2 separate regions of the Homo sapiens genome follow, and region 1 is linked to region 2. A link is a loop called in an ENCODE intact Hi-C map of the cell type or tissue named here. Cell type or tissue: HepG2. All regions are shown on one strand. Links, peaks and the distances in the headings refer to the core of each region. The heading gives the core; the rest is flanking DNA. Region 1 overlaps LOC105377448 (a long non-coding RNA gene). Region 2 overlaps LOC105377444 (a long non-coding RNA gene).

Region 1 (2,913 bases), core at 107-2,606, 1.2 Mb before region 2:
GAATGAAAATAGAAAGCTAAGGGTCCCATACATGTATTGCATGTTTACTCTACCTCTAACTGTGCTAAGTACTTTGTGTACATGACACAGAAGAACTCATATTTAATTTCATGAAGGAAGAAGCATCAGTTTAATTTTACAAACATGGAAACCAAAGCTTAGTGAGGTTGTGCCATGTTCAGTCACATGCCTGGCAAAACCATAGCTGTCACTCAGGTCAGAAAATCAGATTCACTTCAAATTTAGTGCCAGTTGTCATCAATATGTACTGTATCTTACAGACACGCTTTCTCAATGCTTGAGTTTGGGCAAACCTTGCTGGCAGGGTTCCTCCCCACCCCCTAGCCTGTGTCTCGCCTGTGTCTTCTGGATGCTAAGCCTGTGAATATTAATATTGTGACAGAGAATATCAAAGTGTGAGTTTTCCTTGAAAGTCATATATAGTTTGGGGAAAGGAATAATTTGATGACATTTCTGATTTTATTTACTGTTAGGGTTTTTCTTTTTTATTTTGGCAACATCTGGCAATAGGTCTCTGCATTTAAACACAAATCCCTAATGAGTTATTTGGAAATGAAATGATTGTCTTATTTTAGGAGATAGAGAGAGAGAGAGGGAATGGTGAAAGCTTTCTTGTGCTTATGTCTAGTATCAGTATCAATCAAATATTTTTAAAAATTTTGGGTTTTAGAATAAAATCTCACTTTCAATTTTGGGAATCTCTGTTTCTTCCTTTGCCTTGGGCCTTATTGATTTATTTTTGGGTTACTGCACATTTTCTTGCAATTCTGGATGGTGGAAATGTTTGCCCTTTAAAAGCAGGGGGCACTCTGGGTACAGACTGATGCTTCCTTCAAATCTGGAGTGAGAGAATTTTCTTCCTGGCAAGGGCCCCCTCCCACCTGCTCTGCTGTGGACATTGAATCCCCTCAGGGTGAAGGGTGGAGAATTAGCACGAATACTTAAAGCGGGTCTTGCTTACTCCGAAAGGAGTGAGGGACGGTTCTTCCCGTGCCTCTTTCAGTTTGGAAGGACATCCTAGGATGGATGTCATCAGTTCCTTGATGTAAGGAAGAGAGACTAATAAGAGGCATAAAAACTTCTTTTCCCTTATTTCACTTGACTCTTTGCGTCTGTCACAGATCCTGCTGGACTGACAGAACATTACACAAATAACCCTCCTTCTTAAGTAGCGACGGGGCGGCGGTAGGCATTTTTTCATTTAGAGTCTATCAACTGAGAATTGATAAAGTCATCTCAGAACAACTGTAGTTTGACCCTGACCTGACAAAAGAGATCGAAAATGTCTCGTGTGGAGAGAAGCAAGGGGGCTGGGAACATCATTGCCTCAGAAAGAAGCTTCAAGTCGGCTAAGGGCTGACACCCAAGCACCCCGCGAATGTGTTTAATAACTGGAAAGCAGATAGTGAAAGAGCAGTCAATAAACAATTGTGGTTTAATAAATTATTCATTTTAACAATACGTCCAGTGTTTGCCCAGAGATGGGAGAACGGCTGTAGGTTTTTTCCCCATCTCCTCGTCTGGTCTGAACCTGCCTGGATGCTGAGTTGTTCGCCATTCTGGACGGCAGAGGGCACTCGTGTCACACCTGAAAAGGGGATTGGCTGAGCCTTCCCAGCGCCTATCCGTGCTTATGAAGGAAAGATAGCAGAGATAGGAAGACGTCGAGAAGACGGAGAGAGGAAGATAGAAAACGAGTGGATAGCCCCGGAAATGAAAAATATATATTTCTCACAGGCAGATCAAATTCAACCCTGCACTGAAGCAAGGCATAAAGAAATAAATAGAAAACAGTCGCTCTATATTTCTTGGTTAAAATAATTTATTTATTTGAAGATCGTAGGATGACAGATTTGGAACAGTCGGGACAAAGGCAAGGAGATATTCAAAAAAATTTAACAGATTTATTTTCATCTTGAAAACCGAACTCTGATTTTCAGGAAATACTCTTAGGTATCGAGCGGTTCTCTTGGGCTTCACTGCCAGGGATAAATCAAAAATGCCTTACAGCTACTGAGGGCCCCTGGGCCGCTTGGAACAAAATCCCACCACACTTTAAAGCATGCCCTTCATGGAGATGAATCCCTAACATCAGTCAAACTCTGTCTTCACTTCTGTTCTCATGGCTCTGTGCTACGGCCTGATTTTATTTATGATACTGTGTCACATGAGGCGAGGCTCCTATTGTGGGTTGAGAAGGGCCATTGTACTCCCTGGGATATTTACTGTATACCTAGGGCGCTGAGGTATAATCTATCCTCTGCAGTAATGCAGATTCTAAAACGAATGGTATTTATTTATAATAACACGCGAGGCAGCCCACAGGGAAGTGTCATCTTGTTTGTAATCAATCCCAGTGTGAGGCTGTTGTTGCCGCACAATCAGCCTTTGCATTAAGTGACAAACTGGCTTCGTCTTCTTATTCTGACTGTCATTTTTCTTCGATGGGGATACATCATCTCTGTTACAAGGCCTTGGAGCTGAGTACCACACACAGACACACACAAATGCATGCCCCATGATCGCACTCAGGAAAAAACCCACGGTCTCCCATATGGCTGTAAACAAACTCTAGTTTCTACCAGTCCTGATGGTGAGCACGAATATGTTGAAAGAAGCAGGCACAGCAGAAGAGTTCGTTGTGCTCGTGGTCATGTAAATGTTGTATCTGGTGAAGGTGGGTCATTGTTACAGACTGAATTGCATCCCTTCAAAATTCATAGGCTGAAGCCCTAGTAACCGTTTTTGTAGACAGGGTCTTTTAGGAGGTAATTAAGTCTAAATGAAGTCATAAGGGGGAGCCCTATTTCAATACTACTAGTATTCTGATAAGAAGAAGAATAGATACTAGGGAGGTGGGTGCAGAGTTTTCTGAGTGAGCACACAGCAAGA
Region 2 (2,913 bases), core at 244-2,743:
AACAAAGCTTCCACAGGGTGGAAGGGGACCCAAGCGGGTTGCCACTGCTGGCTCCGGCAGCCTGCTTTTATTCTCTTATCTGGCCCCACCCATGTCCTGCTGATTGGTAGAGCCGCGTGGTCTGTTTTGACAGGGCGCTGATTGGTGCGTTTACAATCCCTGAGCTAGACACAAAGGTTCTCCACATCCCCACCAGATTAGTTAGATACAGAGTATGGACACAAAGGTTCTCCAAGGCCCCACCAGAGTAGCTAGATACAGAGTGTCGATTGGTGCACTCACAAACCCTGAGCTAGACACAGGGTGCTGATTGGTGGGTTTACAAACCTTGAGCTAGATATAGAGTGCCGATTGGTGTATTTACAATCCCTGAGCTAGACATAAAGGTTCTCCACGTCCCCACCAGACTCAGGAGCCCAGCTGGCTTCACCTAGTGGATCCCGCACTGGGGCCGCAGGTGGAGCTGCCTGCCAGTCCTGTGCCGTGCACCGGCACTTCTCAGCCCTCGGGTGGTCAATGGGACTCGGTGCCGTGGAGCAGGGGGTGGCACTGGTTGGGGAGGCTCCCGCCGCATAGGAGCCCATGGAGGGGGTGGGAGGCTTAGGCATGGCGGGCTGCAGGTCCGGAGCCCTGCCCCACGGGAAGGCAGCTAAGGCCCGGTGAGAAATCGAGCGCAGCGCCGGCGGGCTGGCACTGCTGGGAGACCCAGTACACCCTCCGCAGCCGCTGGCCCGGATGCTAAGCCCCTTATTGCCCAGGGCCTGCAGGGCGGACCAGCTGCTTCGAGTGCGGGGCCGCCAAGCTCACGCCCACCCAGAACTCCAGCTGGCCGGCAAGCGCCGCGCGCAGCCCTGGCTCCCGCTGGCGCCTCTCCCTTCACACCTTCCTGCAAGCTAAGGGAGTGGGCTCCGGCCTTGGCCAGCCCAGAAAGGGGCTCCCACTGTGCATCGGCGGGCTGAAGGGCTCCTCAAGTGCCGCCAAAGTGGGAGCCCAGGCAGAGGAGGCGCCGAGAGCGAGCGAGGGCTGTGAGGACTGCCAGCAGCTCTCATAATGTTCACCTCCCTGTGTCCATGTGTTCTCATTGTTCAACTCCCACTTATGAGTGAGAACATGCGATGTTTGGTTTTCTGTTCCTGTGTTAGTTTGCTGAGGATGATGGTTTCCAAAAAATACGGAAGGCTTCACGAATTTTCTTTCTTATCTTACTCAAGCCTGCCGCTCCCTCTAGGAGTCCCTTAAGGGTGCAGCATTCCTGAGCTTAGGGAGCCCCCTAGTGCTGATATGGATGCAATGACCACGGGCTTAGATCACAGCACTCAACCCCTTCTAAACACATGGAAAGCCTTTTCAAGGACCAGTACAAACAAGCCCAGACTCTCAAGATCAAAATAAATACCTATCTCTTCAATGCCTAGACCTTGACAAATGTCCACAAGCATTAAGAATATGAAAGGAGGCCGGGCGCGGTGGCTCACGCCTGTAATCCCAGCACTTTGGGAGGCCGAGACGGGCGGATCACGAGGTCAGGAGATGGAGACCATCCTGGCTAACACGGTGAAACCCCATCTCTACTAAAAATACAAAAAAAATTAGCCGGGCGTGGTGGCGGGCACCTGTAGTCCCAGCTACTCGCGAGGCTGAGGCAGGAGAATGGCGTGAACCCAGGAGGCGGAGCTTGCAGTGAGCCGAGATCACGCCACTGCACTCCAGCCTGGGCGACAGAGTGAGATTCCGTTTCAAAAAACAAAACAAAAAAGAATTTGAAAGGAAACATGACATCTCCAAATAAAAGCACCAGTGACCAATCTTAGAGTGTTAGAGATATGTGACCTTTCAGACAGAGAATTCAAAATAGCTGTCTATAGGAAGGTCAGTGAACTTGAAAATAACACAGAGAATTTAGAATTCTATCAGAGAAACACAACAAAAAGACTGGAATAATAATTTTTAAAAATCAAGCAGAAATTCTGGAACTAAAAATTCAATTGACAAACTGAAAAATACATCAGTCTCCTAAAAGCAGAATTGACTAAGCATAAAGAAATAGCAAACTTGAAGACAGGCTATATGAAAATACACAGACAGAAAAGAAAAAAAAATAAAGACACACAACTACAAGATCTAGAAAAAAAGCCTCAAAGGGGAAAATCTAAGAGTGATTGGCTTTATAGAAATTGGAGAGAGTGAGAGAGAGATCAAAGTAGAAAATTTATTCAAAGAAATAATAACAGAGAACTTTCCAAGCCTAGAGAGAGAGATGAATATTTGTGTCCTGTAAGTTTATAGAACATCAAGCAGGTTCAACCGAGATAAAACCACCTCAAGCCATAAAATAATAAAACCGTCAAAGGTCAAGGATAAAGAATGGACACTAAAAGCTTTAAAAGAAAATAAGGAAATGCCATATAGAAGAGCTCCCATATGTCTGGTAGTAGTCTTATCAGTGGAAACTTTACAGGTGAAGAGAGAGTGGGATGACATATTAAGAGTGCAGGGGAAATAAAATCCAACCTAGAACATTATGTCCAGCAAAATGATCCTTAAAACATGAAGGAGAAATAGGCTTTCCCAGACAAATAAAAGCTGAGGGATTTCAACACCAGACCTGTCTTATAAAAAATGCTAAAGGGAGTTCTTCAATCAGAAAGAAAATGATGCTAATTAACAAAAAGAAATCATCTGAATATAGAAATCTCCCTGGTAGTAGTAAGTATACAAAAAAGACAGACTATCCTAACACTGTAATTGTGGTGTGTAAACAAACCACTTATATCTTTAGTAAAAAAAGTAAATAAATAAAAGGCAAACCTATCAAAAATAATAATTACAACTTTTTAAGATATAGAGAGTATGAAAAGATACATATAGAAACGATCAAACGTCAAAAAGAAGGGTGAATGGAATTAAAGAGTA

The links. Peaks named below come from ENCODE experiments on the same cell type or tissue, not always from the same donor. Only the 100,000 strongest peaks of a DNase experiment are listed, where the experiment ranks them.
Region 1: a loop joins it to region 2, with 9 times the contacts of the local background. A loop is called at or near these places in 2 of 110 quality-filtered maps.

The regions. Positions count from the first base shown.
Region 1 is chr4:138,917,987-138,920,899 of GRCh38, reverse strand. The region is part of intron 2 of LOC105377448 (a long non-coding RNA gene); the gene reads left to right. Among named protein-coding and RNA genes, the nearest start is that of NOCT, 96 kb to the left of the region's middle. RefSeq lists an enhancer at 1,543-1,602. In HepG2, for the core only: a CTCF peak has its summit at 1,594 (motif pointing right); a DNase peak (open chromatin) is centred at 1,609.
Region 2 is chr4:137,731,698-137,734,610 of GRCh38, reverse strand. The region is part of intron 1 of LOC105377444 (a long non-coding RNA gene); the gene reads left to right. Among named protein-coding and RNA genes, the nearest start is that of LINC02172, 190 kb to the right of the region's middle. In HepG2, for the core only: a CTCF peak has its summit at 1,267 (motif pointing left); a DNase peak (open chromatin) is centred at 1,260.